Linked DNA regions of Homo sapiens: region 2 is linked to region 1. Evidence: chromatin loops called from intact Hi-C (ENCODE). Cell type or tissue: Caco-2. All regions are shown on one strand.

What was found. A loop is a pair of places that touch in the nucleus more often than their neighbours do. Peaks named below come from ENCODE experiments on the same cell type or tissue, not always from the same donor. Only the 100,000 strongest peaks of a DNase experiment are listed, where the experiment ranks them.
Region 2: it touches region 1 in a loop (1.9-fold over the local background); 2 of 110 quality-filtered maps call a loop at or near these places.

The regions. Positions count from the first base shown.
Region 1 is chr12:24,611,587-24,619,586 of GRCh38, forward strand. It overlaps LOC105369698 (a long non-coding RNA gene), which reads right to left. Exons shown (of 3, transcript XR_001749046.2): 2 at 6,017-6,224; 3 at 3,771-5,919. Among named protein-coding and RNA genes, the nearest start is that of LINC00477, 31 kb to the left of the region's middle. In Caco-2, no CTCF peak of the experiment used is centred here; DNase peaks (open chromatin) are centred at 4,525 and 4,615; H3K4me3 peaks cover 595 bases.
Region 2 is chr12:24,693,556-24,701,555 of GRCh38, forward strand. The region is part of intron 1 of LOC105369698 (a long non-coding RNA gene); the gene reads right to left. Among named protein-coding and RNA genes, the nearest start is that of LINC00477, 110 kb to the left of the region's middle. In Caco-2, no CTCF peak of the experiment used is centred here; no DNase peak of the experiment used is centred here.

The DNA.
Region 1 (8,000 bases):
GTATGGTCATTCTTTATTAATAATTTAGCCATTTCAACTGGTGTGTAGTAGTATGCCATTGTGTTTTAAATTTCTGCAATGAATAATGACATTGGGCATAATTTCATGTACATTTTTCCATTGGCATGTTTTCCTTGGGGAAATATTTATTCTAATCTTTTGCACATTTAACGAAATTGAGCTGTTTGCCTTCTTATTATTAGGATTTAAGAACTCTGTATTCTAGATTTCGGTTCTTTATTGAATACATGATTTTTAAACATTTTCCCCCAGTCTGTGGTTTGACTTTTCATTTTCTCAACAATGTCTTTCAAAAAGAACAAAAGACTTTAATTTAGATGAAATCTAATTTATAAATTTTTCATTTATGATTTGTGATGTTTATATCCTAAGGAATCTTTGCTTAACTCAAGGTCACAAAAAATTCTCTAATGTTTTCTTCTAGAATTTTTGTAGTTTTAGGTTTTATGTTTGTGTCTATGATCCACTTTGAGTTAACTTTTTAGTGTGGTTTTGAGTCAATTTTGAAACTTTACTCTTCTCATCACATCCCTTCCCTCTGCTGATTCTATCATCTGCTTCATTTACTTCTTGGATCAGTCTCTTTCTCTGATTATGCAACTTCCAGGTGACAGATACTTTATAAATATATCGCTGAAAGGTTGCTGTAGATGGTTTCTGCAAGTGATCAAATTATTCTCCCTTCAAAAAGTTCATTGTAACTGGGAGAGTGACTACAGCAAGATGGTGGAATGGGAATTTCCAATGCTCTTCCTCTCACAGAAACATCAATCTGAACAACCATTCACATATAAAAATACCTTCACAAGAGCTAAGGAATTCAGGACAGTGGTTACAGCAGATGGGTGGAACACAGAAATAAGAAAAGATACATTGAAGAGGTAGAAAGGACAGTTTTACATTACTCATGTAATTCCTCCCCCAACCCAAGCCCATACAGTGTGGACTGACATGCCCTCCATTCGGGGAAGGAGAGTAAAATAATATCCAGCTTTTCTACACACTATCTTAATCTTACCAGGTCTGCCCCAGAGAACCCTAGTGCCAGGCTGAAACCTGTGGCCCCAGGCTCCAGGCCCACCCCAATTCCCAGCCAGTCCCCACAACTCCAGGCTCTAGACAGCCCCCACAGACCCAGGTTCCAGGACATCTCCAACAACCCAGGTGCCAGGCTGGCCTCTGTGGATCCAGGCACCAGGCCCACCTGCCCATTGACCCATGCACCAAGCCACAGTCCAAGGATTCCAGCAGCATGTGCCTATGGGTGGACCCTGCATTTGATTTGCTTGTATTTTGTAGATGGAATCTCTGAATTGAATGATTGGTGAAGGGCTTTCCTTATTGAAGTCTGTCTGCAAAGACTAGAAGAGGTGCCTACTTCTTAAAATGCACAGACACCAATGCAAGCCCACAAGAATCTCAAATAAGCAGAGAAACATGATACTACAAAAATAATGGAATAAAGCACAAATACCCAACTCAAAAGAAATGAAGATCTATAAACTGCCTGACAAGTAATTTAAAGTAATCATTTTAGAGAAGCTCAGTGAGCTGTAAGAGAACACAGACAAATGACTAAAGAGACTAAGGAAAACAACACATGAACAAAATGAAAAATTCAAAGATATTGAAACCATAATCAAGACTCTAACAAAAATTCTGAAGAACACAGTGATCTAGAAGAAATGAATACATTCCTAGAAACATACAACCTACAAAGACCTAATCATGAAGAAATAGAAAATCTGAACAAACCAATAATGAGTATGGAAATTGAATCTGTATCCAAAAACCTCCCAACAAAGAAAAACCCAGGACCTGATAGCTTCACTAATTAATTCTAATAAATATTTAAAGAAGGAATAATGCCAATGCTTCTCAAATTCTTCCAAAAAGTTGAAGAAGAGGAAGCACTTTCAAACTCATTTTATCAGGCCAGCATTACCCTGATACCAAAGCTAGAGGAGAACACTACAAGCTAAAAAATTTACAGGTCCATATTCCTGATGAACATTAGAACAAAAATCCTCAACAAAATACTAGCAAATCAAATGCAATAGCACATTGAAAGGATCATACACCATGATCATATGCAATTTATCCCTGAGATGCAAGGATAGTTCAACAAGTTGAAATCAATAAATGTAATGTACCACATTGCCAGGAGGAGGATAAAAAACATGATAATCTTAACAGATGCAGAAAAAGCATGATTTGACAAAACTCAACATGTTTTCATGATTAAAAAAAACTCTCAACAAATTAGGTATAGAAGAAATATACATTATTCCTTCTATATACTCAGCATTATGAAGGCCATATATGAAAAGCCCACTACTAACAGTATACTCAATGGTAAAAGCTGAAACCTGAAAGCTTTTCCTATAAGACCAGGGGCAAGACAAAGATGCTTACTCTTGCACTTCTATTTAGCATAGCACTGGAAGTCCTAGACTGAGCAATTAGGCAACATAGAGAAATAAAGGCATCCAAATTGGAAAGAAAGAAGTAAAATTGTCTCTGTCTGCAGATGACATGATCTTAAATATAGAAAACTCTAAAGACTCCATCTGAAAACTCTTAGAACTGATAAATGAATTCAGTTAAGTTGCAGGGTACAGAATCAACATACAAAAATTGTCTGTGGTTTTATTCACTAAAAACAAACTATTTGAAAAAGAAATTAAGAAAAATCTATTTACAATAGCATCAAAAATAATAAAATACATAGGAATAAAATTTTTCCAAAGAGGTAAAAGATCTGTATACTGAAAACTATAAAATGCTGATGAAAGAAATTAAAGAAAGACACAAGTAAATGGAAAGATATTTTATGTTCATGGATTGGCAGAATTAATATATAAAATGTTCATACTACTCCAAATCATCTACAGATTGAATGCAATCTTATCAAAATTCCAATGGCATTTTCCACAGAAATAGAAAAACAATTCTGAAATTCATACAGAACCACAAAAGACCCCAAATAGCCTAAGCGATTTTGAGCAAGAAGAACAAAACTGGAGGAGTGACACAGCCTGATCTCAAACGGTACTAAAAAGCTACAGTAACAAAACAGTATAATACTGACATAAAAGCAGATATAAAGGCCAATGCAACAGAATAGAGACTCCAGAAATAAATCCACACACTTATTGTCAATTGATTGTTGACAAATTTACCAAGAATGCACAATGGGGAAATGATAGTCTCTTCAACAAATGCAGTTGAAACACTGGATATTCACATGCAGAAGAATGAAATTAAACCCTTATCTCACACCACATACAAAAAATAACTCCAAATGAATTAAAGACTTAAACATAAGATCTGAAGCTTTAAAACTACTAGAAGAAAACATAGGGGAAAATCTTTATTACATTGGTCTTGGCAATGCTTATTTGGTTATTACCCCAAAAGCACAGCTAACAAAAGCAAAAATAGACAAATGAAATTACATCCAAATAAAAACTTCTGCACAGAAAAGAAAACAATCAATAGAGTGAAGAATAGAATGGGAGAAAATAATTGCAAACCACATATCTGATAAGAGGTAAACATTCAAAACGTATAAGAAACTCAACTCAATAGGAAGAAAACAAGTAACTTTATAAAAAATAGGCAAATGAACTGGATATAGAATTCTCAAAAACAGGCATACGAATGGCTAACAAGTGCAAGACAGTCCCAGCTTGCAATGGTTCAACTTTTGATTTTTCAACTTTATGATGGTACAAAAGCAATACACATTCAGTAGAGACTGTACTTAGAATTTTGAATTTTGATGTGAAATTCTTTATAATAACTTTATTATAAAATAAGCTTTGTGTTAAATAATTTTGCCCAACTGAAGGCTAACGTCAGTGTTCTGATCACATTTAAGGTAGACGAAGCTAAGCTATGATGTCTGGCAGATTACATGTATTAAAAGCATTTTCAAGTCACAATATTTTCAACTTACGACGAATTTATCGGAAGAGAATTCCATTATAAGTCGAGGAGGCCCTGTATATGATAAAAATTCTTCACATCACTAATCGTCAGGAAACTGCAAATCAAAACCATAATGAGATTTTATGTCATCTGTTAAAATGGCTATTCTCAAAAAGACAAAAGACAACAAGTATGGACTAGGATGTAGAGAAAAGGGAACCCTTGTACACTCTTGGTAAGATTTTATATTGATACAATTATTATGGAAAACAATACAGAGGTTCCTTAAAAATTAAAAATAAAACTAACATAGAATTCAGCAACCTTAGGTGCTACTTGTGAAAGCTGAAGCTTTGAGAATTCCGTGCAGCCTTATCCCCTTGATCTTGTTCAGAATCTTTTGTCCCTCAGTGGAAGACTAAACTGAAAAAAGTGGGAATGCCCTTTATACAGGCATGGAAGTTTTGCAATATAGGCCAGGCATACCTTTCTTATCATAAGTAAAAAGAGAGAGAATGTCCTCCCTGAGTCAGTGAGAAGGAATCTACATCCTAGCACACAGCGTGGTGCCCTTACAAGATATTCAGTTTTATAATCTGCGTTCTGACATAAGGAGGAGTTCATGAATCCATAGTGGGTGTCCCATCTTTTGGGGAAAGTGGTACTAACTGTACTCCTGTCCCAACTTTGGTTGCTACAGCTCAGGCAGTTTCTCTTGGTGAGGTGAGAGCCATGATCACAGCCACAGTGAGCTGCAGTAAGAGAAGAAGCAATCACTTAGAAGATGGCAGGGAGCAGCTCGCTCACCTAGAGGGACTTCTCAACAGCTTACCCATGGAGAGGATTATGCCTAGTGTCAACAAAACAAACTGAGCAAACACTGGATTTGAGAAATGTGAAATGGGTGGTTTACTTAGTGCAAGATTGTTTTCTGAAGCAAACTGAGAACAGGTCTGTATTTCTTTTTAAGCCCACCATACCTCTCAGAACTGGGAGAACTGTGATGAAGTACTTGTTTCATGTACTTTGCAACAATTTTCTATCACTGGATTCTCAAACCTTAATGAATCTGCTTGGACCGACAAATAAAAATGTAAAGCAGGTAAGAAGATTTTGTTGAAACAAAATAAGAAAACCAGATTTAATCTGCAGAACCATAAATTTACATATAGCTTTCTAGGACACTATCATATCGAATGAAAATACGTGGAGCAACCTCAACAGATCTTATATTTTTTTAAGAAAGACACTCGAATGCAGGAATCATGTTCTCAGCTTCTCCTCTGACCATCACTCCCAAGCACTTTGAAAGTTCAATAAATATTACTAATCTCCCTTGAGGTATACTGATCATAAGCATAGATTGTTACCGAATCCAGAGAAAATGGAGATTGACTATTCCTAAACTTCAGTATTCATACATTGCTATTTTTCTGTCTCTCCATTGGAATTATTTACATTCAGGTAATTCTATCTGAAAATAATGGATGCTCCTAAAACATGATACTAATACAAATTCCCTTCCAAGGAAACTGAACTCCAGCCTGTGCAGCTGAGTGAAGAAGAAATTCTTGCCATTTGAATGATTAGGAACTAATATTCTTCACCTAACTGGACCTTAGCCAATATAATTATTTAGGGCAAGATTGTATCCCTTCTTTCACATTGGTTTTATTGTGAGCCAAGGGGAAAAAAACATTATTCTAAACTCTTCAGCACTTTCCCTTTTAAAATAGTGAGACCATGTCAGAGTGAAAATAGCATGAATTAATAAAAGTTATACAGACAATAACACCAGATTTGTATAGACATATATAAAAATAATCACCACCCCAAAAAACAGTATCAATCAGAGAGGTTAACATTAATATATTTGAATGTTGAGATTTAGCAAACCATGGATCTATGGAATTAAAGCCATATAGCATCTCCAGAAGTTGTTTCATTTTATTGTTCCAAGTTAGGCTGCAAAAAGACAGAGGGATTAATTAAGTCCTATATTGGACAAGACTAGAACATGAATTAAAAGGCTCCTAACTGTAAATCCACGAGGAGCACTTACCAGCTGAAGGTCACGCTGCTGGTCACACAGCTTCGTTACTCACTTTAAACTGTAACCTAACTAGACGGTGGTGAGTCAGGTTTGTTTCCTTTCCCTTCTCCTCTGGCATCCCTGGGGGGCTTCTCAATTCAAAGAAACTCCAGGAGAAACAGGCCACTTACTGTGAATAATCTGAAACAATCTATAAGTTCAAAAGCAGTTGAAATTCCTAGAAGAGATTGAATGTTATAAGAAGAAACGGGTTAGTATTTTAAAGACAAAACTGCCCTTGTTTAATATCAAGAGAGTATTAGCGGGACACAGGTTTTACTGTAACTTTCATTATTTATTTAACTGTCTATATTCACTCTACACTTCAGGAAATGGAACCCATGCATTCACAGTCCAAGTAAATTTTAAAACAGTCTTTTTTCTTTCTTTTATGTCTTTCTTTTTTCTTTTTTTCGAAGGTAACAATAGCAGCGTCTGTACGTGGTAGTTTTCTACTTATGCCACAAATAGGCCAAATACACAGTATGCTTTCTTAGAACACCTAGACAAATTCAGTCTATTTCTCCAGGAGGGCAAGATGATGTGTATTAAGACACATTTCTTTAATGCCAATGCAGGAAATTTGTAAGGTATCAGAAATAAGAAGAGTGTTATACATGATGGCTGTAGGGAAAGAAAAAGGAATTGTTTTTTGCACCAGACTATTATAACTTAAATATTTTGTTTCAAATATATCATCTCTTAAAAAATTGTGATAACACCCTGCTGAGCCTCAAATCTACTTCCAGTTGTAGAGACAGACAATTGCATGTTTGGAACTTCTTTCAAAAAACTTTGGCTTCCAGGAACACCATGAAAATTTTACCCCCACAGGAATTAACATCTTTGAAAACATATCATCATTGAAAGAGAGAAAGGAGAGAAAATGTCACATTCTATATTTATTTTAAAATTTGTATAATGAAAATACTGTTTCTCAAGACAACACATGGAACTCAAAAAAAGTTACATGCAAGTAGAAGCCAAATCAGAGAAATATGTCAAATTTAATTCATCTCAATTCTAATATATATTGAGCTCTTTACTTTGTAAAAAGCAATGTTAGTGGAAAGGCAAGTAAAATACAATAGCTTCTCTCAAAGAGTTTATAATCTCATTGAAGTATATAAATGCTAATAATAAATCAAAATGCTAATTTTACAGAAATGTAAAAAAGTATTTAAGAATGTAAAGGAGAGATTTTTCCATCTAATTGGGTGTATCAGAAAAAGCTCTAAAGACTGAGCAGTAATTTACAGGATACATGGGATTTCAACATGCAAAAATAACAAACGGGGCCTGGATCAGGGGAGAATGAGCAAGTGACCAATGGGAAAAATTCTGTTTAGAAACAGGGCGGAGTCAGTCTAGTTTGGTTGCCAGAGGATAGAGAGATTAAGCGTGGAGAAATAACTGTAAAGGTATTTGGGACCAAATCTGGCTTTGAACATCTTTTCACAGAGTTTGGCCTACCTCAGTGGGTCATCTAGAGCCTGTGTTTGAGGCAATCTCATGGAAAGCCATTATCTCCTGTGCATAGAATATTCCAGACTGGGTATGGAGGCATCCAGTTTGGGGGCTGTTAGAAGAGCCTTGGAGTAAGATAAAAAATGGCATGAAATAGGGTGATGATGATAAAATAGGTGGGTCTAAATGATCTTGTGTAGGTAACATTGGTAAAAGTTTGCAGCTAGTAGACATGGGAGGCAAGAATAAAGGAGAGGTTTAGCAAGCAGTTGTGAAAGTGAGTCTGGAGCCTGGGGAGAAGGGTAAAGCGAATCAGGTAAAACTTTCTCCATATAAAACATATGTTTTCTTTAGGAATCTTGTTTTCCATCTGAATATTCCATCAGAGGTTATTATATAGCAGCATGAAGCAACCTGAATGCTGCACAACATGGGTTTTTTAATGAATCTTCTCGTGATTGGTAGTCTATTGATAGTATAGATTGAC
Region 2 (8,000 bases), 82 kb after region 1:
TTCTTATTGTTTACTTACCATCTGGTGAGAAGTGTAGAGATTGTAGGTGTTTTATTATTCTTCTCATTTATCAGAGAGAATAACATGAACTTGATGGAATTACTAGTGGTAGTTTCAGACAAGAGGGCTCACATTAACTTAGTCCTTAAAATATTATTTGGCAGGGCATACACTGAGAGGAGAAGGCTGCACTAGGAAACTGGATTACTTCTGATTTATACAACACATCAACATGTTTTGAACACAGTAGGTGAAATAAAGGTACATACCAGTCAGGGTGTAATGGTGAAAAACAACATGTAAACCATGATAGGTTAAGTCAGCGGAGGGATTACTTCTCACAAATGCTGCATACCCAACTTAAGTTGGCAGGGAGGCTCAAGGTTGCAGCCAATGAACAGCTAAAACTTAAAACATAGGTTCTAGGAGGTCTTACATCAGCATTGAAACACTTTAGTACAGAAATAACGTGTCCATTTTGCTCACCACTCATTGGCCAGCCCCCTGATATCCTTACCATCTAAACTCAAACAAGGCTAAGAAGTGACATCCTACCATGTGACCTGAAGACAGAGAGTTCAAAACAATTGGCAGACAGCACTAATGATGACCACAGTAAATATGTGTTGAATAACAGATAATTTTGCATCATGAACATTTCTATTATGACCTATAACACATATATGCTGAATGTTCTAAAATAATATTTTTCTGTCTTGAAAATTTGTAAACTCCCAAGAATATATGGAATCCCAGATTGAGAAACTAAAAGTTAAACATGGTCATGTCAGGTGATCACCTAAAGCAACTTTAAGTGCAAGTACAAATATGGTCACTGAAATTGCTTAGTAGATATTCCAAAATAAGCTAATTTTAATATTTAGAAATTTTTCATCAAAATGAAAATGCAAAATATAAACTTTGTATACAGAATTGAAGATTCCTGGGTATATTCCCAAGAACTCCCATTTGGTTATAGATCCCTATTTGAAAAATAGTTCTCAGTTAAAGAAAAATAACTAATGTTTACATATTAAGTGCTTGCCATGAACCAGACATTGTTCCAAGTGCTCTGCGTGAAATAACTGCTTTGATCTGCATGAGAACTATGTTACATAGATATTTGTTATTCATATTTACTTGTGGGGGAACTGAGGCACAGAGAGGGTAAGTCATACTGCTAGTAACCAGTTTTACTTCAATTTGAACTCGGGACATCTGGGTGCAGGGCACTCATTATTCTTAACCTTTGCACTACACTGCCTCTTTACATCTCAAGAAGTTTTTAAATTTTGTAAATCATATGCTTAATAAAATATTCCTATAAAACAATTTTATAGGCATAAACCATTCTAAATATATAGACAGCCTAGAGATTTTCTTACATTTGTTCCTTTATTTATTCAATAGATATATGTTTCCTAATATACGCAATGGTGATATTGACACAGAAGAGGGTGTAAGATACTGCTCATCTTTCCATCTACAGGCAAAATGAGATAGGTACACAATGATCCAGAAAACAAAATAGAGAGAGATTATAATATACATGCAAATATTTAGCTTATTTATTTATTTCTGGTTTATTAGGACCCTTCCCCTCCAGAGTGTAAGCCTCATGTGATGAGATGCTATGTCTACCTGGCCCGCCATTATTTCCTCCATGCCCAAGGGCCTAGGAAATTGTTGGTGTTCCGTAAGTATTCGTTGGAGTAAAGGAATGAATGATTAGCAACTTCACTCCTGGCTAGATGCCAAGCACAGTAGTGAGTGCTGTATGTGTTTTTTCTCATTTAATTTTCAAAACACGTTTTACAAATAGGAAACTTTAAAGTTCAATCAATTAGAAATGACAAAGCCAGAATTTGAACCCAAGTCTTTACAATTTTGCAATTAATACTTCTTCTGACTCAAAAACACTGTCTCTCAATGTAGCCTAAACAAATACAAAGTTCAATGAGAAATTGTTTTCTTCCAAGTTCATGCATGACAATGAACAAATCACATATACAAAGAAACATTTCCAATGACTCCCACCATTTTTGTCTAAAGCAAGGACAAGAGGATATATTGCAAAGCCAGATGACTAGATATTTACCAGTCAGAAATGTCTGAAAAAAAATACAGCTTGATTAGTGAATTGCAGTATGTTCAGTAATTAATTAAGAGTTTGATTTGTAAAAACAAAGCATGATGGCTCCCACACACACCATGTGTCCCCTGAGCAAATGAAGATAGAGCTTAATGCTGAGGCTCCCAGTTCAGCTAAGCAGTCACAGATGTGACTCAAATTAGAAGAATGAACTCTGAATAACAATAACGCCATCCAAATTACCAAGGAGTATGTAAAATTTCTCCCAGAAAAGCTGGAGACTGAGTCTAGGTCCAGGTTTGTGAGCTTTATATTCTGCTAAAGCTGATTTTTGGATTTGCTTGGGCCAGTGCCACAAATCATGGGCACTCTTGCAGAAATGAGAAAAGTGTTCTAGTTGTTCAGCAGAACACACTTAGCAAGAGCTTTAAAGTCTATAGTTCATATTAGAAAAACTGCCCGTTACCATTCTAGGGAAATGTGTGTGGGGGGGGGGTGTGTAAGAGAAGTGCACTGTCATACAGACACAGTATCTGGAAATAGAGAGATAAAGCCTCTGTTGAAAGTGGTTGCCGTTGTAGAAAGCAGAGTTTGAAAGAGCATAGTAGTAACATTTTGCTTGGTTTTATTTAAGCTTTGTTATAAGCCTATGTGTCTTTTTAGAGTACACCAAGTATTTCACATTGACAAAAAATCAAAAATTTATTTTTCAAAATGGTCATCTGAGAAAAGGTCACAAAATAAAACTCAGAAAAATTGTTATAAGAAATACAAAGATTACATCTCTGCAACCAAAGGTGAATTGTCCCTTAGGGAATTTATGTAATAAGTACAACTAGAATTATAACATATTTAAGGGATAAGGACAAAATATACTTTGTTACCAAGATACGTATAGCACGCATTTTAGACACTCAGCAAAGAGCTGTCATGAGTGGTCATTTCTTTTTCATTAGAAAAACAATTTAATCATATCATTTTACTTTTTACTGTGATGGAATGCAGAAAAAGGAAAGAAAGGGTCTACACCAACTCATCTCTGTCTCCTACTACCTATTACTAATGTTACTCAATTCCATTTCAGTAAATGTTTGGTGGCTTCTATATGCTGATCCCTTATTTTTGTGACTCTACTTCTCTGTCGTTGGCCAGGCATCCATTCTCCACCCTCTCAACCTCTCCCCATCTTGCCTTAACTACTCTCTAACTCTACTTTTGCAACCTGCTGTGCTTTCGCTCACTGCCTGTCTACTCCTTCCTTGCTACTTTTATAGCCATTTTTCTCATATCCACGGAAGACTAATGACCTTTGCTTTTAGCTGCTTCATCATGTTGGCATTTAAACACTAAAATGGTGTGATAGGCCTGCCACTGCGCAAGGGACCATGAGGACTGCCTTCATTTCTTCACTTTTTGTATCGTGTTTTTCAGTAATCATGTGGCCTCAGCTGACTTCGTAGGCATTTAGTTCACTACATTTTTGATAGACACATGAACTCAAAATATTCAGCTGGGGTTGATATGACCATTTTATGAAGAAAAGGAAGTTCGTAGACTTCTGGAATTTGTAAATAACATTTAGTCTCAACTGTGCCTTTGAAATTTTCAGCTGTAAGAAACGCTTTTGAAAATAGAAGACAAAAGTCCACCAGAGAGTTGCATTCCATTCTCTGGAGTTAAAAAAGTTCCACAATCTCAGTTGTAGGAAAAAAAAATGCTTATTTTTAGTGCTTTCTGTAATTTTCTGCTTGCAAAGAGACACATCTTTCATGACAGTGTCGTCATTTCATGGCCCTCAAAGTTTTCAATCAGTCTTGTTGACTTAAGCCTGGACTACCTAGGTTTAAGTGTATGACACACGATCAGATCAGTCATCTGGAAGCACTCTCTTTCTGCAGGTATCAACACCAAGTTACCTGCAGGAGGCAATTTTGCTTTGCTTTATAATAAAGATCTCAACATTAACTGATGCTTTGCTCTCTGAATCTCCTTTCACCTTTGATGGGAGCTGAGAGTCTCAGTAATCTCCAAAACATCTTTCTTGGGTGGATTTTTTAAATCGACAAGCCTTGATATGATTGTGCATGTTCTCATTTCTAACTTATTTTTAATGATAGAGATGAGCTGATAGCATATGTATGTGTTCTCCATTAGGCCAAGGAAATTAAGAGAGAATCTTATCCTCACTCCGTAGCCATGTAAAAATTAGTTTCCTTATTTTTTTGCCCCAGATGAATTCTGCATTGTTTTAATGAATTCATTCACAGTGTGAGGGCACACAGCATTGAAGAGACCTCAAGCAGTTTCACATTACAGACACTGACATAGCTTGCTAGAGATCTTCAAAGGCTTTTGTACTCTATTGCTTCATCATTTCTTGAGAAAATTATTTTTAGGCTGTCACACTCCCCCATTTCTTTTTTAAACAGCTACCAAAAAAAAAAAAAAAGGAATTAAGGGCAGAGGACGTGATCTGAACTATATCTGTTGTTTAAAAGATTAAATAATGTGTAACTGATACAGTATGCTGAAAAATAGATTTGCCTTATTTGTAAAATTACAGAAATTTTAATGTAAAATGAGGCAATTGAATTATCAGTGGTTTTCTAAATTTCTTTAGTAGTAGATACATCTTAATAAAAACCAAAATGTTATACAGGTGCCTAGTAAATAAAATGGAGGCTATACTAATTAAAATATAAGTTGGGGACTCTTAGAAATCTGCCTTCTCATCCCGCCTTTTGGCAATCTCTGGACACTTCTACGAACCTCTTAGACTAGACACTAAATGATCTTTGATATACATTTCCAAGACAAACACTATATGATTCTACTCAATTCAATTCAAAAAAATGTACTTGGGTGCCTAAAATATAACTGGAGATACAAAGATACATACAGTATCCTCCCTGCCTCAAGAAGCAACACACAATTCTGTTTTGAATACAGTGGCTCCTTGTACCCCCAACCCATTAGCATATTAAGCCCAAAAATAACCCACTGGTCTCTCTCCTGGAGAGTGTTATGGATCCCAGTGCCTGGTGCTGGTTACTACTCAATTAATTCTTACTGAGCAAACTTATTGAGCAAATGAAAGCATTTGAATTAAATAAGTGAGTTTCATGACTAAATAAAATAATGGGTAATATACTAAGAGTAAATGAAAATACAGTCCTAGGGAAATATTATATTCAATGCAATAGCTTAAAATAAATGTCATCCTTATAAACTGTTAAATCAAGTTTCTATATGGTTAAAAAAACATAATGAATGCCCTTCCTTGTCAGTTCCCCTACAACAAGCAGTGATCAGATACTTCAAAGGAAACCCTATCTTTTACTTAACTATGGAATAGTACTCCATGAGAGGAAATACCTGATTTCAACTGATGATTAGCATATGCCTTAAAAAATAGGGAAAAGGACTCTCAATGATTCTTAAATGTTAACTGTTTTTAATATCTTACTTGGGACTTTTAAGGCCTCTCAACCTCAGCTAATATCCTGTAACAAGAAATTCTCTAATATTGACAAAGCAAATAAGCAAATGTCTTGCATATTTTAAGTTGAGAGCTTAAGTATTTCTTTGCTCTTTTTTTCCCTTGTATTAGGAAGCTGCATTGCTTTCTTTCTACGGGAATAGTTTCACATAGCGACCTGTCCCAACACCTATGATTTGCATTGTGGACCAAAGGCCAGTGTGAAGACCAGAGCCACAGAAGAGCCCACCAGAAAGTGTGTGAGAATACTCAATGGTATGTTGAGGCAGTTTTCAAAAAAATCATTATTTTACATTCACTGGTTGCTGCCTTGTCCAGATAAACAATATCTCTGTCCTTTTGCCAAGTACACAAGTCATTTTTTGTTCTTTTAGGCTAAAAGGCCAATTTTAATAGAATTTTTTCATTTGGTTAATTCACTCTGGAAAGTAAGAATATAAATGACTTAAATGAAACTATATAGAAACTTACATTTAGAGAAATAAATGTTTATAAATGGCTCTTTTAACACAACTGAATATCTTTTGGGTATTTAATAGTTACTTATTATAAGGAGCATTAAAAGTTGGCCACAAGAGAAAGAGAAAAACTAACACTTTCATAGCTCTAGTCAATAAGCTTGGCTAGAGCTAACCCAAATGTTAGGTATATTGTACAGGATATGATAAATCCATTTAGAATCCACTTAAAGGATAGGATTTTGAAACAAAAAAAATTAATACAGTATGGTATATCCATCCACTTGATTGAATATAATAGTCATTTAAAAAGATCTTTATTAAAAAATTTGGAAAAAAGTATTTTTGCTAAAGGAAATTATTTCCACAAAGCCATTTTTATGTAGCTATGGTAAAACAGTTAATTTAAAATCACTCATTTAAACATCTTCAAGGATTTCCTGAATCAGACACTAATGACCCTGTCTATTCATCCTTCTCATCTACCACGATTAAAGGAGGTTTGACTTTAATTATTTGACTTGTATAGGTATACAAATAACCTCTGTATCCGGAAAATAAAATGTGTATAACTGTCTTCTGAAGCTGGGTTCTAAAAATATTATCACATCTGTCTTACAATCGAGTACTAAGAGAGCTATTTAAAATTTAAATGAGCATTTCCCCTAATTGAACTAAGAAACATAGCAAGGTCAGGCTTACTATCTAGTACATAGCCCTAAAAGAAAAATGGAAAAAGAGAAAGCTTAAAAAATACGGAGTTGCTGTCCTCTATATTTTTAAGGACAGAGGAAAATATATTGATTATTAGATAGAAAAACACATGTGTTAACTGACAGTAAAATAATATAACCTTCACAATTTTATGAGAGAAATCAGTGTTTAAGATGAAGATCATTCAAAATACAGCAATGTAGATCAATCAAAATGGTTTGAGAATACATCACACCATATACAAAAATGAACTCAAAATGAATCAAAGGCCAAAATGTAAGAGCTAAAAGTACACAACTTTTAGAAGAAAGCATAGGCATAAATCTTTATGACCTTGGATTAGGCAATTGTTTCTTAGACATAAGACCAAAAACACAGGTAACAAGGGAAAAAAAAGATGAATTAGACTTCATCAAAATTAAAAACTTCTGTGCTTCAAAGTAAACCATCAAGAAAGTGAAAAAACAACCCACAGAATGGGGGAAAGTATTTATAAATCATGTATCTGATAAGAAACTGGTATCCAGAATACATAAAGTACTTACACAACTCAACAATTTAAAAAAAATTTAAAAAGGAACAAAGGATTTCAATGGACATTTCTCCAAAGAAGTTGTACAAATAACCAATAAATAAAAAGATGCTCAACATCATTATTCATTAGTGAAATGCAAATGAAAACCTCAATGAGGTTCATACCCATTAGCATGGCTATAATCAGAGAGACAGACAATGACAAGTGTTGACAAGGATGTGGAGAAACTGGAATTCTCATACATTGCTGGTGGGAATATAAAATGATGTAGCCACTTTGGAAAACAGTTTGGCAGTTTCTCAAAAAAGTTAAACATAGTTACCATATAACTCAGTAATTCCACTCCTAGGTATCTACCCAAGATAAATAAAAATATGTCCACACAGAAAGTTGTACATTAAGGTTTATAGCACCATTATTCATAATTTTAAAAGTAAAAACAGCCCAAATGTCTATCAATTGAGTGAATAAACAAAATGTGGTTTATCCCTACAATAGAATATTTTTCAGCCATAAAAAGGAATGAAGTACTGATATGTATTATAACATGGATGAACCTTGAAAACATTATGCCAAATGAAAGAAGACAGACGCAAAAGGCCACATGTCATATGATTCTATTTAACTGAGGAATCCGGACTAGACAAACCCATAGAAATAGAAAGTAGATTGGTAGTTTCCAGGGGCCAGGACGGGGAGGGG